Regions from separate parts of the Mus musculus genome. Here all the other regions are linked to region 2. Evidence: chromatin loops called from intact Hi-C (ENCODE). Cell type or tissue: heart. All regions are shown on one strand. Region 1 overlaps Gm36355 (a long non-coding RNA gene). Region 2 has its middle 6.7 kb from the start of Vgll4. Region 3 has its middle 53 kb from the start of Gm38875. Region 4 overlaps Syn2 (synapsin II). Region 5 overlaps Hrh1 (histamine receptor H1). Region 6 overlaps Tamm41 (TAM41 mitochondrial translocator assembly and maintenance homolog). Region 7 overlaps Hrh1 (histamine receptor H1).

The links. Peaks named below come from ENCODE experiments on the same cell type or tissue, not always from the same donor. Only the 100,000 strongest peaks of a DNase experiment are listed, where the experiment ranks them.
Region 1: it touches region 2 in a loop (4-fold over the local background); 4 of 42 quality-filtered maps call a loop at or near these places.
Region 3: a loop joins it to region 2, with 5 times the contacts of the local background. A loop is called at or near these places in 6 of 42 quality-filtered maps.
Region 4: it touches region 2 in a loop (15-fold over the local background); 13 of 42 quality-filtered maps call a loop at or near these places.
Region 5: a loop joins it to region 2, with 1.9 times the contacts of the local background. A loop is called at or near these places in 2 of 42 quality-filtered maps.
Region 6: it touches region 2 in a loop (8-fold over the local background); 27 of 42 quality-filtered maps call a loop at or near these places.
Region 7: a loop joins it to region 2, with 5 times the contacts of the local background. A loop is called at or near these places in 3 of 42 quality-filtered maps.

The regions. Positions count from the first base shown.
Region 1 is chr6:115,536,826-115,540,825 of GRCm38, reverse strand. It overlaps Gm36355 (a long non-coding RNA gene), which reads left to right. Exons shown (of 7, transcript XR_869382.3): 3 at 1,642-1,779; 4 at 2,211-2,285; 5 at 3,863-3,967. Among named protein-coding and RNA genes, the nearest start is that of Gm36355, 5.8 kb to the left of the region's middle. In heart, a CTCF peak has its summit at 1,736 (motif pointing right); a DNase peak (open chromatin) is centred at 1,725; H3K4me3 peaks cover 567 bases; H3K27ac peaks cover 638 bases; H3K27me3 peaks cover 1,458 bases.
Region 2 is chr6:114,926,513-114,930,512 of GRCm38, reverse strand. It overlaps a transcript of Vgll4 not described here. Among named protein-coding and RNA genes, the nearest start is that of Vgll4, 6.7 kb to the right of the region's middle. In heart, CTCF peaks have their summits at 985 (motif pointing left), 1,886 (motif pointing left), 3,582 (motif pointing left), 3,907 and 1 weaker place; a DNase peak (open chromatin) is centred at 1,882; H3K27ac peaks cover 723 bases.
Region 3 is chr6:114,342,913-114,346,912 of GRCm38, reverse strand. No RefSeq gene overlaps it. Among named protein-coding and RNA genes, the nearest start is that of Gm38875, 53 kb to the left of the region's middle. In heart, CTCF peaks have their summits at 1,571 (motif pointing left) and 2,932 (motif pointing right); a DNase peak (open chromatin) is centred at 1,582; H3K27me3 peaks cover 1,559 bases.
Region 4 is chr6:115,266,568-115,270,567 of GRCm38, reverse strand. The region is part of intron 10 of Syn2 (synapsin II); the gene reads right to left. Among named protein-coding and RNA genes, the nearest start is that of Timp4, 16 kb to the right of the region's middle. In heart, a CTCF peak has its summit at 2,474 (motif pointing right); DNase peaks (open chromatin) are centred at 357, 807, 1,387 and 2,487; H3K27ac peaks cover 440 bases; H3K27me3 peaks cover 3,632 bases.
Region 5 is chr6:114,404,730-114,408,729 of GRCm38, reverse strand. The region is part of intron 1 of Hrh1 (histamine receptor H1); the gene reads right to left. Among named protein-coding and RNA genes, the nearest start is that of Hrh1, 8.8 kb to the right of the region's middle. In heart, CTCF peaks have their summits at 361 and 1,934 (motif pointing left); a DNase peak (open chromatin) is centred at 269; H3K27me3 peaks cover 1,662 bases.
Region 6 is chr6:115,027,451-115,031,450 of GRCm38, reverse strand. All of the region lies in intron 3 of Tamm41 (TAM41 mitochondrial translocator assembly and maintenance homolog), which reads left to right. Among named protein-coding and RNA genes, the nearest start is that of Tamm41, 8.4 kb to the left of the region's middle. In heart, CTCF peaks have their summits at 1,134 (motif pointing right) and 1,991 (motif pointing right); no DNase peak of the experiment used is centred here.
Region 7 is chr6:114,461,328-114,465,327 of GRCm38, reverse strand. All of the region lies in intron 1 of Hrh1 (histamine receptor H1), which reads right to left. Among named protein-coding and RNA genes, the nearest start is that of Hrh1, 65 kb to the right of the region's middle. In heart, CTCF peaks have their summits at 2,395 (motif pointing left) and 3,590 (motif pointing right); no DNase peak of the experiment used is centred here; H3K27me3 peaks cover 957 bases.

The DNA.
Region 1 (4,000 bases), 610 kb before region 2:
CGCTTTGTAGACCAGGCTGTCTGGAATCAAGATCCAGCTGCCCCCACCTCCCGAATGCTGGGATTAAAGGTGTAAACTATTTTTGATAGACTAAAACAAGCAAACATTTCTATCAGTATAAAGGACATTTGTCTACTACATAGTAAACACAGCAGGAAATGGACATCAAATCTTTTGTTTGTTTGTTTTTTGTTTTGTTTTTCCAGATAAGGGTTTTTCTGTGTAGCTCTTCCTGTCCTGGAACTTAACTCTGTAGACCAGGCTGGCTTCAAACTCAGAGATCTACCTGCTTCAGCCTCCTGAGTGCTGGGATTAAAGGTGTCCCAACTGTCTGGGGACACCGAATCTTAATGTGAGTCATGAACAGAACCAACACATAATTTTTTAAAATATATTTTTTTAAAAAGTTGCCCCCCCCTCCCACGTACTTTTTGTTGGGGGTGAGGGTGGGGGAAGGGGAAGGGGTTTGAAACTGTTAACTGTTAAGTTTCAAATTTGGGACAATAGGCTGAGGTGCCTATTTAACATATCAAAGTAGACCTGGCCACCAGGTTCTTCCAGCATCCCTTAGTCCCTACCTGTTACAGGATATGGCTGCTATGCCCCTGCCCTCTACCCTGAACTCTCCAGCCCAGGGGCTGGGCTAGGGCTGCCCTTTTCCCAGAGACTCTTCCCTATGTAACCCAGATATTTTGGTTACCTGCCTCTCCTTTTGGGCCTTTGGCCTCCTGGCTGTTGTACTTGGTTCCTGTCTCTCCTTTTCCCTCCCCCCTCTCCCCATATGGTTCAGGTCATGACCACTTTGGACTCTCCCAGATGTCTCTGCCTCTGGCTATCTCTCCCTTATATCTATAATAAACTTACTCCTCCACCATACTTAGGAGCAGTTATAACCTTGTCTTCCTCCCTCCCTGCCTCTCTCTCTCTCCCTTCCTTCAGTTTCTTCCTTTCTTCCCATTCAGAAACCGTCTGATGTTGCTGGCTTCAAACTCTGCATGTAGCACAGAATAACCTTGAACTCGGATCTTCATCTCCCAAGTATTGGGATTATAGGCATGAAATTTGGTGTATAGATTCGACAGTTTTCAAGGCTGAAGTTCGAGGTCAACTAGATGATGCCCTGTGTTTTATCTAGCCATCCTGCTCACCTCTACTATGGCCATTGTGTGGTTGTCATAGCACGCCTGTGAGTTGGGTGCTATCACCTCTGTCTCTGTTTCGGGTAGCTGGGACCAGAGCAGGCTCCATGGACTCCCAGCCTCAACGGCCTCATGGGACTCTAGGGCTTAGCTCAAACACCCAAACAACAAGCATGCAGTGTTGGAAAAAAAAAAAAACCAAAAAAAAAAAAAAAAACCACGACTCTGTTAAGAGTTGGTGGGAGGGCAGGTGATGGCGGTGGGGCCCTTGATGGACTAGGAAGGCTTCCTAGAAGAGCTGGCTTAGAAGCTGGGGGCCTGATGGTTGTCTGGAGCACAGGGCTGGCCACAGTGAGAGGCTGGACTCAGCTTGGAGGTTCAGGGAGGAGCTGGACCTGGCCGGGGCAGGAGGTCGGAGTCGAGATAAGGCCGGATAGGCAAGGTGGGGCGGATTGTGGAGGAGCTTGAATTCCAGGCTTGGCTTTCGGACTTTACCCCGCAGACAATGGGGAGCCGGCCGCATTTCTGAGCAGGGCTGGGCAGACCCTGTCGCACCATTGTTTTCCTGAGAGGCCGGACCCTGCAGTGTTGCATCTCAACCACGAGATGGCGGCATTTCAGCAAATTTCAACCACTCCAGGTGAAGCCTTGTGCTGATGGGCACCATCTTCAACTAGAGCTGCGGAAACACCAAATCTACCCGACCCAGGATGCGATCCAGCTTCATCCTGCTGGCAGAACAAGCCTTCCTCAGTTTTGAGGGAGAATCTGTTGAACCACAGAAAAGGAGAGGCCCGTGTTGCTAGACGCCCTATGACCACTCGACCACTTTTCCGGGGTGGGGGCCACTCCTGTTTCACCTATAAACAAGGGTTCCGCATTAACTTGGGGCCACGTGGTGAGGGGCGAGCAGCGAGCCCTCGAGGTTTGCTGGGCCTTTGCATGGTATCCAGCTGCTGCCTTTAGGCTATTGTGGTTGTCAGAAAAAAATAAAAACCCAACTAAAACAACCCAGATCACCATAGTATTATTGAAGAAGTCACCTGGCCCATTTCCACTCCTTTTTTTTAGAGGGACAGGAGCTTGATCCTTTTCAAGATCCTCCAAGTTAGAGATCAGAACACTGGCTTCACTAGATGCAAACAGGTAAGTGACTTGTCCAAGGTCACACAGAGCTGACACTTGCTCGAGGCGATGCTGGATCTCAGGTTTATTATGCCCACCTCTCTCTGCCTTCCTTTAACAGCCTAACACATCCTATTGTGGGGCTAATTTCTTAGAGAAACTTGTGTGTACTACTCGTAGACATACAAAGATCTTCTTTTTAAAACCGTGTCTGCATATGTGTCTTGTGTATCGGTTTGTGCACAAGAGTGCGGGTGCCCAACCAGGCCAGAGGTGGGATCCCCCTGGAGCTGGGGTTACAGGCTGATGACTGTGAGCTGCCCGACGTGGGGACTGGGACTGGGACTCTGCAGGACGGAACAGTGAGCGCTCTTAATCACTGAGCTGTCTCTCAGCCCAAATGCCTTTTTAAAGAAAAATATTTTATGTATATATGTATGTATATATGTATGCATGGGTCAAACTGCTTGGCGAAGCCAGAATGGGTTGTTGGATCCCCTGGAGCTGGGGTGACAGGCAGTTGAGCCACTGGTGGAGGTGCTGGGAATAGGACTCAGGTTCCAAGGCAGAGCAGAAAGCACCCTTACATGCGGATCCCCCCTCCAGCCAGACTTCTCGTATAAATCAAAATGTGGCATGTAGTTGAGTGTGCATGTGTGTGCCTGTGCATTCGTGTGTGCATGTTTGTGTATGTTTTGAGAGAAAGAGCCTAACTGTTTCTCCCTATATGGATGGCACAGTCATAAAATGCGCCATAGACACACACTGTACAGCATCCTTAGAGTAGAATACTGCATGGCAGTAGGCTGTAAAGGTGAACAAACTAACTTACTAACACGTTTCTCCGTCAGCGTATTGATAGGCAAATTTTAAACACATGATAAAGATACAGGATAATATATAACCTTATGAAAATTAAAACACAATGTATCACGTATTGGATGTACATGTAGATATGTTCATATACCAATGCCCAGTCATCTATGGTGCCCAATTGGCAGGGGATAAAGGGGCTTTAATTTTGCCTCTAATGCTTCATTTCTTAAAAACAAAACAAAATCCATGGAAATAAATCTGGGTGGTGGGTATGGAAACCGATCGCCATATTATTTCTCCTGTTATTTATGTGAATACAAAAGCTGCTTCAGGGAGTACACATAAGCCAGACTTTCCTGCCTGGGGTCGGAAGGTGGTGGTAGCACTCTGAGGCCTGAGGATAGCTGGGAAGGATGAGACCCCAGGTCTGGTCCCAGGATTTGTAGTTAGTGAGGTCCCATTCATGAGCATTTGCAGGGAGGGCCCAGGTATCCACCCCTGCTACTGTCACTCCTGCAGGGAGATAGGTACATCTCAGTGACTGCTGGCCTGCCTCAGGGAGGACACAGGACAGAGGAGGCCAGGGCCAAGTAGTTCTGTCGTGGAAGCTGCTGTCTGGCAGTGGCTACACGGTGAGCCCACTTCCCCTCTGTCCTTTGCTTTGGTCATTTTCTCTGAAGCTGTGGTCACACGTGACCTTGCTGGGCGGCACCCACTTTCTAATGCCAGGTGCTCCAGCCAGAAAGTAAACCCAGTTTTCACATTTGCTTTTTGTCTCCCAGGGTGGTGCTGACCGGCATGCAAAGTCCTTGAGCGCTGGTGTTCTACTGATCATGATGGAGAAAGACGCAATCAAGTGACCTTCTGTGCTGCGCAGGGATGTTTTGGTCAGTGGCAGATGAAGGCAGTAGGCTGCGCGT
Region 2 (4,000 bases):
AAGGGAGGTGTATCTTCCATTACTACTGTCTACTTAAGTGACAGATGGGTGATCCATATGAGTCCTGGATAGCTGGCAGCTTTTCGGAGCAGTAATCTTACATTTTTCTGAGCAATCAACCTGAGGGTTAACGCCACCTGGGTGTTAAGGAAGCCGTTAAACGGGCAGTGGCAAGACCTTTGTTCCCGCTCTTTTCTCCCCCTTTTTTATGGCTGGTTCTGTTTGCAGTTCTTTGGGGCTGGGGGCAGGGCAGGCCTATCACCCTAACAGACTTGGCATCCTTTATGGAACATGAGGAAACCATTGTGCAAGAAGCCCTAGCTCTGAATTCACCGGTCTGGCCCTAGGTAGCCCTGCATGATTGGGGGGCGGGGTTCTGCCATGCTCATTTACATACCCGGAAGTCAGCAGTTGTGCAGTTACTTGATCAAGTGTCAGAGCCGGGCTGTAAGCCCAATCTTTCCTACGTTTAGGGCTCCTTTACCAGGAAGCCTCTGTCCCCTTAGATAGAAAGCAGGCAGAGTGTCCTGCTTTCTGCCTCTGGTGCCGCCTGCAGTGTCCTTTGCATCCTCCTCCTGTTTGTCCTTCTGGGCTCAGTCTTCTATGCACCCTGATTGCTCTTTCTGAAGAGTCGGCTTTCCTTACCAGGGCTACAGCCGTTATGGTTTTCAAAATCTGCTCAGAACCTCTAGGTTAGGGAGTGTGGCTCAGTGAGGAGTGCTTGCCTAGTATGCTCTAGCATCTCCAGCACTGATGGTAGTATGGGGGCACAGGAGACCTACTGTGTTTCCAAGGCTATCTCATGTGTCACTTAGCTGTGAGATGATTCTAGACTTGTGGCTACCTATGAGGCCACTATGGTAAGAGCTTGCTCCCCTGTGCTGGGAGCCCACATGTGAGATCTGGGGTGAAATCCTCCACTTCTTGAGAACTGGACATTTCTGGACACTGGACTTTCACTGACCCCTACAGGACTATGTTCTCACTGCAGCAAACACAGAAAGCCAGGAGCTGACAGAGTCTGCTGTAAGCAGGCTCTGGCCTGTAAGCAGGGAGGACCCCATTGTTCTCCAGTGTCCTGGCTGTGCTGGATACCATCCATACACTTCAAACTTCAGGCCACTGCCACCCCAAGTGACATTGAATCATTCTGAACTTTGTGTGGCTTATGTACTTTATCTGTCTGCTATAGGCCTTGGGAAGTCTGCTCAATTAGTCTCCCCTTCTTTACATATTATGTAAAGAACCTAGGGAAAAACTTTCTTTTTTTAATGCCAGAAATAAGCCACAGAGTCACGATGTTCACTTGACCATCTCTGCTTTCTAACTGTTTAAAGCGTCAGGAGCCGTAGGGTGTAGCTCCTTTTCAGTGTCCTGGACTCCATCAGAAACACTCACTGCCTCTGGGGCCTGGTGGCCTCTCCTGCTTCCCTCAGTACCCAGATTAGACTTAGAGGTCTCCGTTCCAGTTTGTTCTCAGAAAATAGCTGGGCTACCTAACAGTGCCAAGTGTTGTTGTTGTTAGGTTCTGGGGAAAGTGATCTAAAGAGAGACAGGAGGTGTGAATAGGAGGCCAATACTTGAGGGGTACAGCTGTAAAGAGACAGTGACCCCACTTAGTGCAGCCAGAAAAGACTGGAAATTCTCCGCCAACTGCCTGGGACCAACAGCTTCTGGGAGGGACAGGTCAACAGGAGAGCCTGCTAAGCCCAATTCCCAGACGAAGTAAGTGTGTGTGTATGTGTTTTGCATCAGTTCTAGATGCCTCTGAGCTAGGAAGCCTACCTAAGATGACAGGCCCTTCTATGTAAAGGAATACTGAAGGCTTACATGTAAGGGGGATGTGGTGTCTTAGGTTGGCTCGCAGTGCCCCCTAGTGGTAGTCAAGAGCACTACACCTGTAAGGGTGGGCCGGCAGCCAGGAGCTTCTCACTAGGCCAGTAGTTCAGGGGTCACCCAAGACCATCAGAAACACAGATAATATTTACATTAATAGTCGTCACAGTAGCAAAATAACAGTTATGAAGTAGCAACAAAAGTCATTTTATGCTTGGGTCACCACAGCATGAGAAACCGTTAATAGGATTGCATCATTGGGAAGGTTGAAAACCACTGTTCTAGGAGAAGCATTTTAAAACTGTCTAGGTGTGTACTTGTAAATCCAAACTTCATCTGTCTGGGGTTCCCTGGGCCTGGCTATAGAATTGGGGACTGGACAATGCTTGGCTTAGAAGGCTCCTGACTGGTTCCAGTGGGTGGGAAAACCACCTCTCCTTCCTTTGTGTTTTAGAAACAGGGTTACAGTGTAGCCCAGGCTAGCCTAAAAACATCTGCTCTTTCTATCTCAGGCTCTTATGTGCCGGGGTGACAGTTGTGGATTACAACAACCAACTCTAGAAACTTTGACTTCTATCATATTTACCCACGGCTCACCAGAGTTGGTGCTGTCTGTCCTTCCACCACATGGGGTCCCAGGGGTTGAACTCAGGTTGTCAGATTTGGCAGCAAGCACCTTTATTCTCTGAGGTGCCTCCCAGGTCCCAAACTACACCAGTCTTGTAGATGGAATTCTGGTGGCCATGTTAGTGTCCATTTAAACACAGCATCAGTAAAAACACTGAAGGGGTGGCTATAGGGTGACTCTGGCACATCTCTCTCAGAAAACCTGGGCTCGCTTTGTGAGAAGACTTGAATACTATTGGGCATTATTTGGCTTAACGATATTTTCAACAGAAATACTTATTTCTCTTCTACAGTACTGAATACAGCTGACAGGGTTGAAAGGTAAGAATGGGGCCTAGAGAGATGGCTCAGTGGTTAAGAGTGCTCTGTTGCTCTTGCAGAGGAGCTTGGCTTGGTTCTCAGCATTCACATGCTGTTCACAACTGTCCATTACTCCAGACCCGGGGGATCTGGTGCCCTCTTCTGGCCTCTGAAGGCAATGCATGCATGCATGTTGTGCACAGGCATACACTCAGGCACAAACACATATACACAAAATAAAAATAAATAAATCTTAAAAAGAAAAGAGACCTGACCTTACTCTTGACAATACCATCGAGAGAATTAAAATTGGAACTGGGCTGGGGTGCCGCTCAGGGTGCTTCCCTCGTGTGGAAGTCACTTTGTTGGGCGTGCACATTGTTGGGCGTGGAGAACTGTAGATGTACCAGGGTTCACTAGAGACCGCTCTTTCTGGGGGCGGTAATTTATTTCCTTCCCGCAGCACTGATTTGTTATGAAGGTGGTGGGCAGCGGGGGCGGGGGTGGTGGCAGCTGCGGTGGTGGTTGAAACAGTGTTCTCCTGCACAGACCACTCTGGACTGGACCTCATATCAGTCCTCCTCGGTCAGAGTCACAGGTGCTAGGATTACAGGCATTAACACCACTGTCCTTGGCTTTTTCTAGTTATTTTAAACACTGGAGTGATGGCTCAGCAGTGAAGAGTACTGGCCTCTTTTCGGGAGGTCTGGCCTTTGATTCCTAGCACCCACATGGTGGCTTACAACCTTTGTAACTCCAGTTCTGGTGGATTGGAGCCCTCTTCTGGCCTCCTTGGGTACTGCATGTACATGGTGCACTGGCTTACATGCAGGCAAAATGCCCATACATGTCAAATAAAAGCAAAGCTTAAAAAAAAAGCCACTATTCTGAGCATGTACTCATTAAGTTTGTTTATGCCTTGAGTTCATCTTGAAACCTGCTTCTCTTTAGTCACCTGTCACCAATAGAATTTGTTCTTAATAGTATTTTTTGTTTTAATTTTTGAGATATTTAATGAAGGTGAAGCTATTTGGTAAGAGGCATTTTCTCTTTTAAAATTTTTTAAGAGTCATTTTCAATGACTTGTCTAGGTAAAAGCAAGAGGCTGTTGTATTTGAGAGACAGTTTACACTGGCGACTTCACTTTTCTGAATTGCCAGTGTGATTTAAAATTGGCCCCTAGAGGGAGATGTTGTATTGAAATTTTACATCCTGTTTGAAGAGCGGTTTTATGTCG
Region 3 (4,000 bases), 580 kb after region 2:
ATCCTCAGAGAACACGTTCAAATCATGTCAGCCTTGAATGTCAGGGAAGGTAAAATGTTGGGCTTCCTCACACACAGAGGTGCTCAGAGGAAGAGAGGCTGTAACTTAGCAGGAGACCTGTGGCCAGCTTGGTGTAGAGGGTGAGGAGAGGCGGGAAGGGAAGAGGCACTGGTCTCTGGGTGGAACTGCAAGATGGTGAAGTATTTTCAGAGATAAAACAGTGATGGTGGACTTCAAAGGAGTCCTGGCTCCTGGGTAGGAGGCCAAGCTCAGGGAAGAAGCTGTTAGCTGAGACTGGGAACTTGATTCTGCCCCGACAGCCTCTCTCCATGAAAAGCAGAGGTAGCCAGTTCTCCAAATGGGAGCAGGTGTAACTGGAATTTATGTTCATTAGAAAAGAAGGCTCACTGTGACAGATAGGCAGTCCTAAGAGCAGTGTGGCGTCCACTGCTGGCCCAGTGTCCTCTGAGATCCCGGAGGCTTGAGTTCCCTCCCCTCCCTGAACTCCGACCTGTGAAGATGTACCTCTTGGTCATGCACATTGCTGTTATCAGTGCCAGACTCCTCCTCTAGCTGGAACCACACATGGAAAGCACCTGCAGCCTAAACTGACTGTCTTCTACCCGGTGGAATCCCAGGGAAGGGCTGTCACTCACTTGGGCCAAACCCATGTCATGCCATGTGCCACAGAGAGAAGCCCTGGGACCACATGGAGTCATTTTCTGCCACAGCCTGACCTGGGCTGTCCTGGCTGTGCGCAGATACCAACCCCTCCTTCCCTGAACATCTGCCTGGCTCCTCACACAGAGAATGGCTATGAGGGGACTATAACTGTGGGAGCCAGAGCCATGTCACACCTTATCCCAGAATGATTCCTGTCTCCTTCCCTTCTGGGTTAATACACAAGGCCCCCTGTGATGTGCTTAGCCTCCTGCCAAATTGGTCCTGGCTTACTCCGCTCTGGCTCCGGCATCCTGAGAGACCCCTTGATTTTATCCTTCTGCCACGAATACCAGTCCCCTGTGAATCTCTGTGGCTCCTCACATCCCACTGGTTCAGATATGACCTTTGCAGTCTGGCGTGTCTTCACAACCAGCTCTGTCTAAAGTTCTCCAGTCATGCAATACCCCCCACACCTGGCTTCCCTGCTTCAGGAAATCTCCCTAACAGGTCACAGACTCCATGTGCTGGGTACCAGCTGAAGCCTCTGGGGCACACATCTCTACACTGTTTCTTCTTAAGCCCCAGGGTTCACTCAGCACAGGAGGGTTCCAAGAAACACTGTGGTGTAAGTGCACAGCTAACCCCAGAGTTTAAGCCCAAAGCTTCTGCCATTTACCTGTGGGTTCATCCTTAGAGTCGGAGACAGAGACAGCATCCAGTCAAGACAACTGGATGTGACCAAGAGGGTTGAAAGAGTAAAGCTTGCCCTTCCTGACAAGAGGGTTGTCACTGTCCCGTGAGGCCTCAGGCCCAGGTATCCCTTTACCTGCCTGTCATTAACAGCCTTTCCAGCCACTGGGGCAGGATGGTCACTAGTGTCTGTTATCAGGCCACAGTGCCACCTGCTGGCACATGGCTGACTGGCAGGGAAACTGGCAGAGGCTCAGCTTAGCCACCCCCGTCGAGCTAAAGGGAAGAGATAGGGGCTCCAGTGTTGGTATTTCACAGGCCAGGTCACTTCCTAGCTGTGTGATACCTACCTAGCATCTGTGTTCAGATGGGTGGCTCATCTGTAACAAAATAGCAGTGGGGATAGGTAACTCTGAAATGCCACCTCCTGGGAAAGCCCTCCCAGATTGCTCCCATCTCCCACTAAGCCATTCACTATCCTTTGATCCTGCTCTGTTGTTTCCTTGTAGCACAATGTCCCCCTCCCTGACATTTGAGCATTTATTACTATCAGCTCCATCATGGGACAGGTTTGGTTCACTGTATGTCAAGAGCCTGGGCAGTGCCCACCAAGGAGCAGGATCCGAACATACCTATCAAGCACAACACCAACAGGCACACGCTGAGCGCTCTGTAAATCCTGCACCCAGGACAGACTCAACGCGCTCTCTTGGGTTGAGGTTTTTACTCATCTCTTAGTTGGGTCACGGAGTGATGTGGTGATAAGCTACACAGCAGGGAATCTACCATGCTACTACCATGACCCATCTCAGTGAGTCGCGTCCCTGTGATAGTTAGCACTGCCATCTTTACAGGATCTGGAATCACTAGGAGACAGAGCCCTGGGCGTTTGGGGGAGATTCTAGGCTATATTGATCGGGGGTAAGATAGTCCATCCTGAATGTGGGCTGCCCTGGGGCTGGGAATCCCAGATTGAATGAAAAGTAGAAGAGGGCTGAACCCCAACATTCATCTCTCTCTGCTTCCTGACTGCAGATGCGACATAACCAGCCAGTCATGGCACGCTCCTGCTGCCGTTACCTGCCACGACTGAAGTGCACCTTTGAACTGTGATCCAATAGCTCTTCCTTCCTGAAGTTGCTTTTGTTGGGGTCTTTTTTTTTTCCACAGCAACAGGAAGTGAGCTGACACAACTGTGTACAGCCATCACCAGCCCTGTCTCTAGACTCCTTCCAACAAAAATGAAATTCTATCTCTGTGAGGCACACACACACACACACACACACACACACACACACACACATTCTGTCCCTCCATCTCCTAGCAATCTACTGATCATCAGGTCTCTATGAAGCTCATGCTACTCTGGAGACCTCATGTAGTGGGAGCCCTATTTGTTCATGGTCACCCACTTTTCTTGAGATATTTTTTTTTCATACAAAGGAAGTAGGTTCTATAGGGCCAAATGAGGGTTAAATGGGATCAGTGCAGGTGTCCCCCTAGCACTGAGCTTGGTCACAGAAGTCCCTGAACCTGTCAGTTCCTGGCCTCACTGTCTCTAGGGTTGCTATACACATCACATACACCAGGTGGAAGCCTTGTGCCACGAAGGCATCCTTTGCTGCTGCCTGAAGCAGGAGTAGGGAGTTGGTGGGAGAGACCAGGACTTTGGCGCTTCAGTGGCAGCAGGAAAGTATTTTGAGAATGCGCTTGGGAGCAGATCACAGAAGCCCAAGTCCTTGAGGGCTCCAATTCTGTTTGGACCTTGAGACCTGATGGAAAACAAAAGGAACCAAAAGCATGGAAGCTGTGGCTGGATATGCATGGCTTGAGGCCTAGCCAGGGCACTTTGCTCTGTGGCATCATATAAGTGTCACTTCACCTTTCTGAACCTCCACATTAACATCTGTATAATGGATCCTCTGCAGGGTCACAGGGAGAGTAAGTGAAAGACACACTAAAGCTTCAGGCATATGGCGAGCCTTCTGTGTTTACTGACACTATAGAGGAGGGAGATCGGGAAACCTCCTTAATTCAGGAAGGACCAGCCCAGTTCCTGCTTACTGTAATCTTACCAGCCTCTGGTAAGTGCTTAGCAAATGCCAGTACTTGGCATGACTTTTGTACTCACCTTATCCCCATCTTTGGTGCTTTTTGCCACCTGCCTCCCAGTTGCAACTGCTTCCCAGAGCTCCTTTGTCTTTTAAACAGGAGTGTTCAGGCTGGAGTAATGATGAGTAATGATGGTCCATTTTTCGGAGTCCTCCCTGGCCTTTGTGCTGGTTAGGATTTTCTGTGTGGTTTTGTGTGTGTGTGTGTGTGTGTGTGTGTGTGTGTGTGTGTGTGTGTGTGTGAACTTGATACAAGCTAGGATGATCTGGGAAGAAGGAACCTCAAATACCCCAGCAGGCTGGCCCGTGAGGCAGGATCTTGACTGAGGATGGATGTGGGAGGGTCCAGCCCACATGGTTTGTCCTGTTCTGGACAAGCAGTCCTGGGCTGTGTAAGAAATCAGGCTGAGTGAACCCTGGGGAGTGAGCCAGTAAGCAACATTCTTCCTTAGCCTCTGCTGCAGCTCCTGCCTTGAGTTCCTGCCCTGACATGATGGGCTACAGTTGTGAGGTGAAGCAAACCCTTTCCTCCTCAA
Region 4 (4,000 bases), 340 kb before region 2:
CAATTGCAGATCACTGGCCTGAGAGAGAAACGTAGCCCATGAGGATCTATGGGGGTTTTGCTGAAGGTACATCTAATTTCCCACCCTGTGGCTTTTGTTAGACAGACTGGCAGAGGAGCTCCTATCTAAGTGAGGCCCCAACAGGATGGAAAGCTGAGGAAGGAAAGACATTGAGTGACTCAACTTTTGAGAATTGTTGGCTTAACACCAGCTGCCCCCACCAGGAGGAAGGCCTGTGCTTGCTCAGCATATCTGAGACAGGAAATTGGGAAAGGGTCCCAGGGTCTGGCCCCAGGAAAGGGGCCAGGCCAAGCTCCTTGCTGGCCACGCCACAGAACTATTCTGATCAGCTCCCCCAGGCCTTGCTTCCCCGGTCCAGTACTCCAGGGAGAATGAAGCAGCAGGAAGGAATGTGGTCAGGAGGTTGTAGAGCAAAGGGGACAGTATGTTTTCAGCACCTTGAGACCTTTCAGTTGCCACTGCCCCTTTCCTTCCTCTGCAAGGGTATAAAAGGTATCCAGGAATGAGATGATGCCCCTTCCTTCCCAGGGGAATTACTCTTGGGCAAAGACCACTGCCTGGATAGTGGCCCTTCCATAACCTGAGGACACCAGAAATGGTCCGTGGGGGCCACAAGTCCTATGGGGGCTCTGAGGATCAGGTCACCCTAGGTCAGAATGTCAGTTTTGAGTGATTAAAGATGTCCATGAAAGTAAAGACAATCCCAAAATAACTGGTTTCTCTTAATAGTTCGTTAAGGGATCTAGTCACTGGTGGCTTTATCTGAACCTGCCCCCAATCTCCTGGAGTTCTCAGCTTCTACTCACTGGGGAACACGTTCTCTCAAGCCGGGCCTGCTGTGGGAAGCAGGAAGGCCTTGGTTTGTCCTAACTTTACCTCTTAGAACAAGTGAAACAGTCCTGATATGGGATTGAAGGGATGGTTGTGCCTCTCCCTAATCGTCCAGCCCTGGAGGCTGTTCTCAGAGTGAAGAGATCCCCTCTCATCTTGGTCTCCTTGTACAAGTTCACAGAAAAATTTATCATATATGTATGAGTGTTTGCCTACATATATGTATGGGTGCCGTGTGCATGCTTGGGGCCCACAGAAGTTAGAGAAAAGTATCTTTAATCCTTGCAGATAGCTGTGAGCTAGGAACTAGAGGGGGCCCTCTGCCAGAGCAGCCAGTGCTCCTAAGCACTGAGCCATTGCTCCAACACCTCCCACCCCAGTCCTTTTATTCTAAGTTTTTCCCACTACCTCTCCCAGGTCTGGTGGTTACACTCAGCCTGGAGCACAGTACTCTAGTTCTGGAAGGTTCTGAGAGCTACTTGCCTCATCAGCCCCCACCCATCCTGTCACCACCTCCCCACCCAGTAAGTAGCTTATCCTGCTGAAATCTGAACATTAATGTGACAGTCACATGGTCCCGAGCAGCAGTTGCTGCTCTCAGTATCGGCGAGTTGATTCCTTAATACAAGGTCAAAGCCTGTCTTCCAGCAGATTTGCCTCTGGGACCATTTCTAATCCGTGACGGCATCAGAAAGCTAAAGACATTGAGTCATAGCCTTCTGGAAACAGCTGGTAGTCAACTGAAGCTCCTTTAGCTTATGTTGTTTGGTCTGAGACAGAGGTCCATGTATACTAAGCTAACATCAAATCTGCTGTATAGTGAAGGATGACCCAGAGCTTTTGATTCATATATCTCCACCGAAAGAAGGCTGAGATTACAAGGGAGCCACCACACCTGGCTTATGCCTATGCTGGAGACTGATCCCAAGGCACGCACGCTTGAGTCGTGGTATACAAGTACTCTGCCAGCTGAACTACATCCTCTGTTGCCACAGCTCTCTTACTTTTGTCCATAAAGTAGATGAGCCACAAGCCCCAACATCCTGGCCTCTCCTCTCAGTTGGAATCCATCCTGTTATATTACCACCCTTGGACTAGAAGCAACATTCAGTGTGTTTTCTGATCAGTTCAGGCAGTGAGAGAGAGAGAGCGAGCTTCACTTTTTCCCAGATGCACATCAATGCAGGTCAATGCTTCCCAAGGCCTGGTCTTAAACTTGGTCTCTATGGACCTCATCCACAAGCCAAACAGGGAGCTGGTAAAATATATAACAATGGGGTGCCAGAGAAAGACCAGGACCAGATTCACTGAATCAGCACCTGAAATTCTGGCCACCTGAAGGTGGGAGTCTAGGAAGCAGCTCCAGCTCTCCGCAGCCCCAGCTTCAGGCCTGTCTCAGATCCTGGTGATTCATCTCACACTTCTCAGGGGTTTCTCAATTGTCAAGCTGTTCTTGACATAGTCAGTGGTCCTGGGTACTAGGTTTTTCCTAAGCCCTAGAGATGGAAGCAGTAAGCAAGTTTCTACTCTAAATGACTGAGTATGTTTGGGGGATGGGACAGCAGGGGTACCAGGCAAAAGGCTAAGTATGAACCACAGAGGCTCTGCAATCATTGGCCACAAGGTGTCACTGCCACCCTGAGAACAGCATACCACTGTAGAGGTTTCATTGCATGGGACAGCCTGGAGGTTAATATTCCAGCCAGGCTGAGACCTAGTCATTGACAGCCAAATGGAGCTTTGTTGTTGACCGCTCGCTCTGCTTTTGGTGATGTGGTCAATGCCTCCCTGACTCTTGGGAGGATGCACAGTGGTTAGCTAGCTTATGTTTTCCAAGTCACAGTTCTGTCCTGGTCCTCTTCTATATTACTGGGCAAAGAGCAAATCATGGGGCTATGTGATTCAAGCTGTAAGTTCTTTCTCATTCAGCCTGTGGTTGCATGGTCACAAATGAAGCTAACAAGAGTGGCTTGGGTGAGGAGTGGCATACATGACACATGCAGGGGTTTGGCAGGAGATGTGACATGTAGGCTGGGACCCAGGCAATGATTCTTGATTTATAGCTCTTCTGTTTGCATGCTACCAAGGGTCCCTTAGGATCCTGACATTAATCCCAAATAGGATGAGAGGGCCATCAAAGGTGCTGATTACAAATGGGGACACATCATCAGTCATGTTCTGTGTCACCTACAGGGGCAGAGGTAGCATAAGAAAAGCAAGTTAGGATAGGAATTCAGTAACAGGTCATTATAAATGACAAAGGTAAACTATTCCTAAATGCAGAGGTATTAAAATTAGATTTATATTTGTTATTGTAGTTTACCTTTTCTACAGACAACAGAGTGCAACTTGGGCAAACTGCTCTCAACCACCTTTTTTAGAGCACCTGTGATGTTCAGTCATGTGCTGCATAACAATATTTAGGTCAATGATTGGCCACATATATGCTGGTGGGCTCATGAAATCACATCGCCTAGTGATGGCCTCTTAGTTTGTCTAGGCCTGCACTGTACTGATGAAGTCACATGAGATCCCACCTGGAGAGCCCTGTGTGACTATAGTCAGTGGCTGCTAGATTCTGGATGCTTTCTAAGCCCTTTAGATGAAATGATGAGCAGATTCCTGTTTACAAAGAGCTTGCATCCTGGCAGGAGTGAAGAACAAACAAAGAGGGAAGAACAATCTCTCCTGATAGAAAGTAGAAAACCACAACTCCAGGAGGAGAGGCAGCAGCTGCTGAGCAGGCGGCATCTTTGGATGATTGAAGAATGTTAGTTATACTGTGGTGAAAGTTTCTTTACCAAAACAGTGAGCCGTGCCAAAAACAAAAGAGGGAAATCATTTTAGGGAGAGGCTACAAGAGAGGCATAGGCCATTGAGATCGGCATTGCTACGACAGGAACACAAAATGTAAGAGGGCACGTGGGCGAAAGGTAAGTGAGAACCTATGTAAACAGCCTGGGGAAATTTAGGCAAAGGGTGTTGGTGGAAAAGCAAGAACTGTGTGATTCACAGTGGACCCCTTAGACCGCATGTATCAGTTTGCCATCTAGGGTGGGAGGGATGTGTGGATAGCTCAATCGGATCAGTTAGGCTTAGGTAATGAATTCCCAGCAATGACTCTGAACAGTGACGCTCAGGTGACCCT
Region 5 (4,000 bases), 520 kb after region 2:
GGGATGGTGACCCTGCTTCTTCAATCCTCTGCTTACACAGGTAATTAGTCAGCACCCAACCCCTCGATGCACAGACACACGCGCACACTCACATGGATCGAGAAGGAAACGTGCACACAGGGCAGTGCATAGGTTGCCAGGCTTCTCTCCCCAGGAGGGAGGGGCCAGCGCCCAGCACTGCTGCACCTGGGCAGGAGCCCAGCCAGCTCTGCCTTCCAGTCACTCACTCTCGGCCCCGCTGATTGGCAATCACGGTGACATTTTGTTCTCCAGCTGCCTCGCCTTTTATCTTCCTCCAGTTGGACAGAGCTTTAGCCGGGCAAAGCCTCCTGTGCACCCAGCCCCCTACAGGAGAGGCGAGGGAGGAAACATCGTCTATCTCGTGTTCCCGACTTACTAATGGAAGGCCTCAGTCAAGCCCGGTGCCAGGTGCTGTGAGAATCAATCGATAAATTACCGACAAATATTTATCGAGCTCCTGAAGCAGTCGTGAAAAGGGTTTGCCTCCAGCCAGGGTTTCCTAGGCCATTCAACTTCACAGTCTGAGTGGCCCTGCATTAAACAGAGACATCGTGGTGGGCTACGCAGCTACCTGTTAGCTTGCATTGGGTAGGTTTTTATTGCGCACCTACTAGGTGCCAGCTGCTAACAAAGTCATTGCAGGTGAAGGGATGCCAGCAAATACTGTTCCCATACGATAGGTTGCTGGGAGCTGTGCAGATAACCTGTCAGATCACAGGTTGGAGCAAGATAGCCCTCCCTGAGGAGGAGCCAGCTGGGGTCTGGGACACTGGGCTCTCAATAAGGCTATAAGATGGGCATCACCATTTTGTCCTTTTTCCAGATGAGGAAACTGAGGCCAGGGAGATTAAAATGCTTCCCTGGAAGCCAAAGATTGGCGCCCAGGAGCCTGAAGAGGTGACCTCAGTGGTTGAGAACACTTGCTGCTCTTCCGAGGATTTCCAGCACCCACTTGCGAGTTCATAGCCATTCAGCTCTAGGGGACCCGATGTCTCTGTCTGGTCTCTTTGCACACCAGTACGAACAGACATACTTGCAGCCAAACAGGTCCAGGAAAAGACCGGGAGGTCCCAGTGATGACCACCAAACCCACCTGTCCCCAGGCTCTAGCGTGCCTTACCTAGGAAGCCTTGGCAAACGCCAGTGGTGCCCAACAACTTGAGGACTCTGAGCCGCTAATGCCACTCAGAAAGGGCCACACAGGCCCTGGCATTCAGGGACAGGGCCACGCCATTGCAAACTGACAATCCAATAAACCGACAGCTGACTTCCTGGGGGGGGGGGTAGGGGGGTTCCAGGCAGCTGCTTATTAATCAGCTTATTTAATACACTTATGCCCCTGTTGTCGATGCTTTTCAAATAGTAATTCACTCAAGCTTCATGACTCATTTAATACTCATAAACGATGCTGGCAGTAAATTGTCAGGCATCACCAAGGGACAGGGATGTGACATGATTCATTACGAGACACGTGCCATTCCATTGCCACACAAACACAGCAGACTGGCAGAGGCTGCCACATACCTAGGCTGTATAGCATGAACCGCTGCCCCCAGCTGCAAGTCAGCACAGCCTGTGAGTATACCACAAGCACCAGCAACACACAGTGAGCGTTCAGACATCTAGACATGTCTAAGCTAACACGGCTGCACACCTGAAATCCCAGCACCTGGGAAGCTGAGGCAGGTGGCCATCCTGAGCTACACAGAAAGATCATCCTGGGCTACAGAGTGAGACTCTTGTCTTCTTTAATAAACAAGCAAACAAACAAACAAATACCATAAATAGGAGCTGGAGGGATGGGATGGCTCAGCAGCTAAGAGCAGAGCACCTGGATTCTGTTCCCAGGGCTCACGTAGCATCTTAGAACCATCAGCTACTCCAGTCCCAGTGGCTCTGATGACCTCTTCTGGTCTCCTCTAGTACTGCATGTATGGAAGGCATGGCCATATAGGCAAATTTTCAAAACACATAAAGACTTTTTTTTTTAAGGGGAGAAAAAAAAAACATGAATAAATAAATGAAAAAAATCCAGATATAGAAAAGATGCAGTCAAAAATATATGAAATAAGATGAAAACTCGGCCACCTGTTGCTGCTCTTATGGTGGGATCGATCCTACAGGGCAGAGACTACTCTGGGAACCTGTAAAGCCTAGAAAAAGTTCTATTCACTGCCAGAGACTTCGGGAACGTTGTACATGACGCCTCTGTAAGAATGGTTATAATACTTAAGAAGTATTTATTTTATGTGTGTGGGTGTGCATGCATGTAGTCTGTGCACTATGTTCTTGCCTAGTGACCATGGGGACGAGAAAGCGTCAGACCCCATTGAACTGGAGTTATAGGTGGTGGTGAGCCACCATGTGACTGCTGGGGATTGAGCTCAGGTCTTCTGCAAGAACAACTAACAGTCTTACCCACTGAGCCATTTTACTAGCTCTGTGTGTGTGTGTGTGTGTGCATGTGTGTGTGTACATGTGTGTGTGCATATGTGTATTAGTGGAAATTGTTGTGGGTGTGTATTTTAGTAGAGGTTGTTGATTTTGTGTGTGTGTGTATGTGTTAGTTGAGGTTGTTGGTTTTGTGTATATGTGTGTTAGTGGAGGTTGTTGGTTGTTTTGCGTGTTGTTTTGTGTGGAGATTGTGTGTGTGTTAGTGGAGGTTGTTGGTTTTGTGTGTGTGTGTTACTGGAGGTTGTGGGTTTTTGTGTGCATTTATATGTGTTAGTGAGGTTGCTGGTTGTGTCTGTGTGTATGTGTTAGTGGAGGTTGTTGGTTGTGTGCGTGTGCATGTGTGTGTTGTTTTTGAGGCAGAGCCTCACGTCTCCCAGGCTAGCCTCACACTCACTATGTAGCCAGCAATGAGCATGCACTCCTGATTCCCCCACCTCCCGGTAGCTGCTCTCATGGGCGTGTACTCTCATCATACCTGGGCTTAATTGTCATTATAATTATTTTACCTCTCAAACATGTTTGTTAAAATATAAGGCATAAACACGTATGTGAACTGAGGCCTTGCATATGTCCCACTGATTGATCTTATAGCATCACCGCCTGTGGTGACAATGTCTGTTCTGCCTCATGGTAATCTTAGGAGATACTGACCTCCCTTCAATCCATCTTTGCCCAAAATAGCATTATATGGCACAAGACTGTACTGTCACACAGCTAACTACACAGGGAGGGCATCAAGTTACAGAGAAGTCAGGACATTTGACCAGGACACAATCTGGAAGGTGGTGGGCCCAAGACAGAGCCCCGTGTTCCCAGCCCTGAGCCCTGGCTGGATTGGCAAGTGGCACTGTACAGCTGAATCTGCAACAGTCTCTCTCGCCCTTTCTGCTTCAAATATGCCTATTCTCAGGGAGAAACAGGAATGGCCTGATTTAAATGCAAGATCATCCTTCCCCTAGATTCATACAGGGAGCCTTGGGAGACACTGGCAAGAGCCGGGCCATCTGCAGTCCTCCAGGGAGGCTGGAGCCAAGTTACCCAGAGAGCCCAGAGAGAGGTCCCTGGGACTACAAAAACCACGGTGAGCAAGACCCCCAGGGACAAGTCTTATTCAAAGCCCTGAGTTCATATGTGTGGCCTGGCCATAACTCTGTGCAAGGAACAACAGTGTGCATTTCCTTAATGAGGATCAGTGAGCCTCTTCAAGAACAGAGAAAAGTCAGCGAGCAAATGAAAGGAGCCCAGCTAAATCAAGAGACTACATGGAAATTGCCTAGAAAGGCAGGCATCTGGGAGCTTAAAATACATTTGGTAGCTATAAAATGCACCTGGGTAGGCATTTGGTAGTTATAAAATATATTTGGTAGCTATAAAATACACGCTATACAAATAGCCCTCAAATCTGCAGCTCAGGCCCTACTCCTCCGTACCTCCTTGGTACCTACATAGACCCCAGAAGGCTTCTTGCTGTCTGCTAGTCCACCTGTCTGCCTGTTTCCAGCCAGCATTGGCCACCAGGCTTGCT
Region 6 (4,000 bases), 100 kb before region 2:
ATTTGTGTGCCCCTTACACATGCGTGTGCATATTACACGTGTACATACTTAGGTAAACACACAGCGATGTCTTCCCTGTGTCTCTTAATTGGGCTAGAATGTGTGTGCTGGGGTGGGAACCCAGGGCCTGATGCAAACCGGTTAACGATATACAGCTGAGCGTCATCCCTGTTCCAGGAGAAGCAGTTTTAAATGTCCAGGAGCAGCAGGCGCACTGAAACTGCTTCAGATATTCACAAGAAATAATTGTATGCTTCGTGATCATATCACTTCAAGGTCCTATAACTAGCAAAACCAACATTGAGGAAATTACTACAGATGAAAGTTTTTTAGAAAGCAAATTTTAGAAACCAAAAGTATCCATTTTCTGTCTCAAGTTTTCTTCCTGTTTCTTGCTTTGCTTTTCCTTGAGACGTAGTCCTATCATGTTCCCATAGTAGCTGGACTACAGATGTGCACCATAGTGTGTGCACAGTCCCAAGAGTGTGTGATGCTCAGCAGGGGCTCTGCCACTGGACGATTGTGGGATTTGATTTGGGTGGGTTTCTTTTCCTTGAGGTCTGTCTGTTTTTGCAAACTCTGTAGCTTAATGGAGCAGAAATGGGTATAAAATGAGAAGCATCATGCCTCAGTCTTCTGCCACCCCCTACCTTCATATGAACTTACACGGTTAGTTACAAAATCTCAATTTACCCACCTGTACAATGGAGGAAGTAATCCTGCCCTGCCTGGAAATTAGAAGCAGGGTTGTGTGCTCAAAAAGACTCAGCTTTTAGAACCCAGCATACCTAGTCTTCTAACGTCTGCTTCCCATGTAAGTGCATGGCCCGCGCTGCTCGCTGGCTAGGTCTTCCCTCACCTCGGGGTAGTCATCTATGGGTGAGCATTCCCAAGTGTTTAATTTAGAGAAACTCACAAATGCTGTTCCCCTTTCAGTGTTCTTGGCTGTCTGATACTTTTACATTAAAGAAAATTGAACCAAAGTGTACAAATGTGTGCAAATGTTTCCTTATTATACTTTTGCCAGGAATACTTTAAAACTTTTTCAAGAGTTATTTTTTTATTTTATGGAAATGGGTGTTTTGCCTACAATGCATATCTGTGCACCACATGTGTGCAATGCCTGTAGAGGCCAGCAGATGGTGTCTGCTCCCCTGGAGCTGGAGTTACACCATGTGGGAACTGGACAAACAGCCAGTGCCCTCAACTGCCGAGCCACCTCGCCAGCATGTTAAGCTTTTTGTTTTGTTGTTTGTTTAATTATCTTTTAGAACCCAAAAATGCTATGGAATCTGTCTTAGTTAGGGTTTTACTGCTGTGAACAGACACCATGACCAAGGCAAGTCTTATAAAAAAAAACAACATTTAACTGGGGCTGGCTTACAAGTCCAGAGATTTAGTCCATTATCATCAAGGTGGAAGCATGGCAGCATCCAGGCAGACATGGCGCAGGCAGAGCTGAGAGTTCTACATCTTCATCCAAAGGCTGCTAGTGGAAGACTGACTTCCAGGCAACTGGGGTGAGAGTCTTAAGCCCACACCCACAGTGACATACCTATTCCAACCAGGTCACACCTATTCCATCAAGGCCATACCTCCAGATGGTGCCACTCCCTGGTCCAAGATTATATAAACCATCACAAAATCACAGAGTAAACACGATGGCCTCTGAGTTGTTTCTTTTGCTGGGGAGTAAACCTAGACCTCATTTGTGCTCAGCACGTGTCCCAAGTGTGGGACCACAACTGTCTGTAACTGTACTTCCCAAGGCTCTGACATCTTCTGGTCTCTTTGGGCATTATGCACATATGGTATGTGTTCATATGGATGTTAAGCTTACTCATACACATTAAAAATAAATAAATATTTTGAAGCAAATCTTTGATGATGATATGTGAGCACCTTCCCCCTCTCCATCTTCTTGACTCTCCTGTGGGAATAAATCTGCCTACCTCTTCCTATTAGGGTCCACAGTCAAACTTTTCACCTATAGGTGGCAGCAAACACTGTGACACTTGAACAAAAGTGGTATCTTCTACAAGAAAAATGAGCAAGTGTCTTAAAAAAGAATTCTGAAATATGTGAACTCCTCGTTTTTAAGTTTTAAAAGACATTCTATCAGACGATGTTGCCTAAAGCTCCCAGAGTGTCTGGAGCTTGCAAATTGAAAGGGGATTTCTCATTCACTAGCAAGTGTTCAAAAAGGCTATGAAGGATTTGGAAAGATGGGCATTTCTAGAAAGAGTTGACTATAAATTAAACTTCTCTTACACTTTTGCTTGACATAGTGGTGCATGCCTTTAACCCAGCTCTCAGGAGGTGGGGCAAGTGGATCTCTGAGTTCCGGGACAGCCACGACTACATAGTGAGACCCTGTATCATAAAAAAGAAAAGAAAAAAAAATTAAATAAACAATGTATATTATACTTTCCTGTCAGCTTGCCTCATGGTTGAAAAGATACCTATTTTTATTTCCTGGACAGCTTTAAGTTCTGAGTCTGTCTCTCTCTCTCCTCTCTCTCTCTCTCTCTCTCTCTGTGTGTGTGTGTGTGTGTGTGTGTGTGTATCTATGCATAGTGCAGGGCATGGTTCCCAGAAGGCTAACACTGAGATATATCCCAAACCCTACAACAGATATTTTTCCAGAATCATGGAATTTGAAGTGTTTAATGGAGCTAACCATAGTAGTACAAGCTTTTAATCCCAGCTCTCGATGCAGAGACAGGTGGATCTCTGAATTTCAGGCCAGCTTGATCTGCCTAGGCTTTAAGCCACCCAGGGTTAAACAGTAAGCACTGTCCCAAAAATATATATTAAGTAACTAAAATGAGTTTTATCGAGAAAAAAAATTCACATGCCATATGAACATCTGTGTAAAATATAAAATTAAGTGGTATTTTTAGTATGTCACCCCTAGGTGATTTCTTGCCGTGATGTAACTTTATTGATTTACATTCTGCGGATAGAAAAATCCCAGTGAATTAGGGAGTGGGAGACCTGGTTTCCTAGTTCTGGCTCTGCAGTACTGGGAGCCAGCTTCTGGGCACCTCACCTTTGAAATGCAAAGATTGAGCAATTCATTTAATGACTCGAAAGGCAGCCAAGTTTCCTCTCTGCATGCTGAAGGAATAAAAATGAAGACCCCCACATCAGTTGTCCTGAGAGCCCACAGTCCGGCAGATTGACCAGACTCCAGCCCTCGTGGCTTCAAGCGGTGACAGCTTAGAGCATTCCCTGCCCTGATGTTGAGATGGGAATGTTCAGGTGGGAGCTGAGGGAGTGTCACAGGACTGTGCAGGTCTGGGGTCTTTGAAACTAGGAGGTCACTCTGCACTTCAAGTAGTCTCTGCTGTCACTGTTAACTGGAGTCCCTCGTGTAACTCTTTTTCCCTGGCTTGAAAGGTACCCACAAATCTCGCCTTTGAAAGACCCTTCAGGCATCACCCTTCCTTCCTGCGGTTGGGATTGCTAATGCCGCGTGTGCAGTCCAGGTCCAGGTCAGAGCGTTCCCAGTAGGTACAAACGGCTATTCACAAATGTGAGGGCTTTCTCCTTTTCCCAAGCCCCTCTGGCAGGGTCCCAAGTGCTCGCTGCTTTTCACTCTCACAAATAGCACTGCTACGGAGACGAGGTCCTAGTTCACCTTTCGCTGGAGAACCAGATCCGCACATTTTCCCCTCGAGTAAGGATGCTTTTATTTTTCACTCACTTAACCTCAAATAGCAAGCAGACTGCTCTCCAGCAGCGCGTGCAGAGCAGCCTTCTCGGAGAACAAGTGGTATTTTGTTAACCAGGAAAAGAAGCCCAAGGTTACTCACTTTGCATGTTTGAGTTATTCACATCCCAAAATAGCTTCTGTAAAAGCCACAGAAATGTACACAAAGGAGATGTGACACTCTTAAGAAGGATCTGGTAGATGGGACTAAGAATGGGACTGTGAATGTCGAGAGGCATCATGGGACAAATCGGGAGCTCACTAGGCCTGGGCTGTTCTCTGTCA
Region 7 (4,000 bases), 470 kb after region 2:
TCATGACTATTGGCCAGTACTGGGGAAGTAGAGGCAGGAGGATTGGAAGTTCAAGGTCACTGTGAGCTTGAGGTCAGTCTAGGTTACATGATATTCCCCCTCACAAGCCAAACCAAATCAAAACCAAAACCAAAAAAACAAACCCTCAAAACTCAGCAGTAAAGACCAAACAATCCAATCAGGAGTCAAGGGAGTGTCATGAAGAGACATTTCACCAGGACACACACACATACACACGTACATGCATACGAGCACGTGAGCACACACACACACACACACACACACACACACACACACACACACACACACACACAATGCCACTGGCCACGAGGGAAATGAAGATGGAAAGCATAGCAGACACTGCTGCACACATACTGAGTGGTTGAAACAAAGAACTGTGGCAGAAACACCCAGGAGTGTGCAGAGACTGCACCATGCTCTTTGCATACTCCCAATGACAACCGGAAACCACACGGACACACAGAAAAGAGTACAGCTGTGACCTAGAGTCCTAAACATGTGGCTCCCAACAGCTCAACAATGCACCCCTGATCGTCTGCCCCGGAGAAAGGAAAGTGGTGTTCACACAAGAACTCACTGGTGGGTCACCCAGTTGCTGTACGCTCGCAGCCCCCAAATGTAGCACAGCACAAAATACCACTCGGCAATAAAAGGGGAGCAAGCTGGAGCCTCTGGTGTAGCTCAATGGTCAGCTGTGTGTTTAGCCTCCAAGAAGTCCTGGCTGCCATTCTGCAGCCCAAGAGGATGGGCTGCCAACAGGCACAGAGCATCCTGACGAGAAAAGCCCAGCTCAAATGGCTGCTTACTACACGATTCTGTTTATGCAGCACCCTCGAAAGAATCAAATTAAAGATATAGACAATAGATGAGTGATCATCAGAGGCAAGGGATGCTGGGATGCCACTGCCCTGGAAGCAGTGATGTCATCATGCTGATTGTGATGCTGGCCAAGAGCTTTGCAGGATGCTCCTCCCATGGAAGGAAACTGAAGAAAGCGGCATGGGATCATCCTACATGATTTCTTTGCTCTGTATTAGTTAACTAATTGGACACTGAGCCTCATGTAGCCCAAGCTGGCCTCGAACTCTTTGAACTTCTGATCCTCCTGTCTCCACACCCTAAGCGCTAGAATGACAGGTGTGTACTAGCAGGCTGGCTTAAGTTAGTTCTCTGAGTATCTTACTACACACATGTATTTTCTGGGGCTCAAGTTAAAATGTATGAGGCAGCATGTGGGGTGCTGCGTTTGTAGCAGGCTCCCCACTGACACCCGTGATGCTGGGTCACCTTAGAGCCAGAGCTTCTGCACAAAGCCTGTATTTAGATTGAGATCATAAGAATTGCCAAGGAAACATCAATAGAGGGAGAGATGAAAGAAGTTGCATACACACATAGTGAAATGCTTTTCGGTCATAAAAAAGAACAATGTCCTATGGCTTGCTGTAACAGAGGGGGTGGGGACTGGAGATGTGAAGTAAATACCCCAGACACAAAAAGGACCAAAGCTGCATGTTATCCAGCATGTGCTAAAAACAATTCGAATGTCAGGCAGGGATTACTCTGGGAAGGGCAAGAGGACGGACAGGGAGGTTGCACACTCTGTAAGAGGCACAGTTCTTCCAGGGCAGCTTAGGGGGTAGACTGGCTCATAAAGACCGGTGTGCTCTCTACTTTAAGAGTCACTACAGAGAGAAACCTGGAGGCTCTAACACAGCCACAGAAAGAAGGGAACAGAAGTGATGAAAAGATACACCGGGCCAAATTCTGGAGAAGAGTCCATAAGGTCTGGCCTGGGGCTTAGGAATCCAGTCTTTAATCCCTTGCCCCTTAGCCAGGTTTGGGGCCAAGCAGTCAGGTGTGCCTCTTGATCCCCTGTTTCTCTGGGAACAAGCTCCCTGTGGCCCCAGGGCAATAACTGAGCCCACAGTTTTCTGTTTTCATTTCCAGTGATTTCTTTGTCTAAGCACCAGAAGAGGGCACCGAAGCCAGTATCCTCATCTGCTGATGGGCTTGTCTGTGGCTCCTGCCAGTGCCACCTCCTGGGGCTCAGCTCCAGGGCCCCTGGCAATGCTTGGATGCCGGCCACCCACCCATTTCCTTCCCCTGCATGAAGACTGCTGGGTCCAGGCTCAGATACAAACTCAGGTTCTCTCTCAGGCCACTGCAAAGGTCCCAGCGCACTGGCCTGCTTCTTGTCTCATATCTGCCAGCCCCCAAATTTACCAATCAAAAAGCAATTTCTTGGAGGCTGGAGAGAATGCTCAGTGGTTAAGAGCACTAGCTTCTCTTGCAGAGGATCTGAGTTCTATTTCCAGGATCAACATGACAGCTCACAACCATCTGCAGCTACTGTTCCGGGGGAATCTGACGCCATCTTCTGGCCTGTATAAGTATTGCATGCACACGTTGTACAGACACATAAAAAGAAATAAAATAAAAAGCAATTTCCCTACATCCATACCTCTCTCTGTCCTTCCATTGCCTCCATCACTACCCCTTTTACTGGATCTGTGTGGTTCCTAGCCCACCATTTGTTTACTTTATGCATTTTGTAAAGAACCTACTTTCAAAAGGCACTTCCATTTATTTCACTGATAGAAAGCTACAGAAACGCAAAGACTCTATGATGTCACTTCTTCGAGGCATCTGAAGACACTACCGACAGAGGAGGGGAGGAGAGGGGAGGCTCACAGAGGCTGTGGAGGAAGGGCAGGAGTGGAGGGGGCTCGCTTCCAGGCACAGCCTCATACCGAGTGGAGATCTCTATACACAACAGGGCAGATGTGCTTAAGGAGGTTGTGCAGAACATCCCTAAAACAGCTGGATGAAAGGATTCTGGGTGCCAGGAACCTCAGGAGGGTGGGTGATAAACTGACAAGATGGCAGACATGCTACTTAGCATATCGAAATACCATCTTCTACACTAAATATGCACCGTTGTTAGATGCCAATTAGAAAACACTCATGCAAAGCCCGGGTATGGTTTCTGTGTTCCGGGGGAAGCTTTCCATAGCCTTGGCCGTGTTGACAACAGATGAATGGAACTGAGTTCTAGAGGATTCTAGCTAGCAACTGTGAAGAAGGCTCAGCCTTGAGGAAGGGAAGCTAAGCCCATGTACGGAGAGCATCAGAGCCGCCACCTCCCACCTCAGAGCTTTGATTAGATGCTCCCGGAGGTAAAGGGAGGGCTGACACACACAAGCACAATGCAGGACAACACTGATCACCACCGCGTCTGTGATGCCTTCGGCTGTGGGAGCATTTGAAATCTCGTCACAGAACTGCTATTCTCTCCCTGGAAGGAAGACATCTAAGTCCGTCTGAGCATTACAGGGCAGTCAAAGCAAATCCCATCCCATCTGTAACTGCAGAGCTTGAGGCAGAGGCAGGAGGATCTCAAGTTCAGAGTGGACCTAAACAATGTGGTAAGGCAGAGTCTCAAAAAAAAACTTCTTTCAAGATTCATTTTATTTTATTTTATTTTATTTTATTTTATTTTATTTTATGTGTATGAGTGTTTTTGTTTACTTGGGTATTTGGGCACTGTGTGCATGCAGTACCCATAGTGGCCAGAAGAGGGTAGCAGATCCCTTGAAATTAGATTACCAGTTTGTTGTGAACAGCCTGTGGGTACTGGGAATTGAACCCAGGTTTTCTACAAAAGCAACCAATGCTCTTAACCAGAGTTGGGAACACTTTGCCAGTATGAATGAAACCCTAGGTTAGAACCCCAGTACTGAAAGAAAGAAGGGACAAGGAGGGAAAGGGGGAGGGGAGGGGAGGGGAGGGGAAGACTGCTTGCTACTGAAGTTAAGAAACTGAGTTGAGACCCTAAACACCCATGTTAAAAAGCCAAGTGTGACTGCGCAACCCGAGTACAGAGTGTGAGACCAAGTTGAGACAGAATGAGGACTGTGGCCTACTGGCCAGCTAGGCTAGCGGGGGCCCGGGGAGGTGAGTGAGCTCCAAGTTCGGTGAG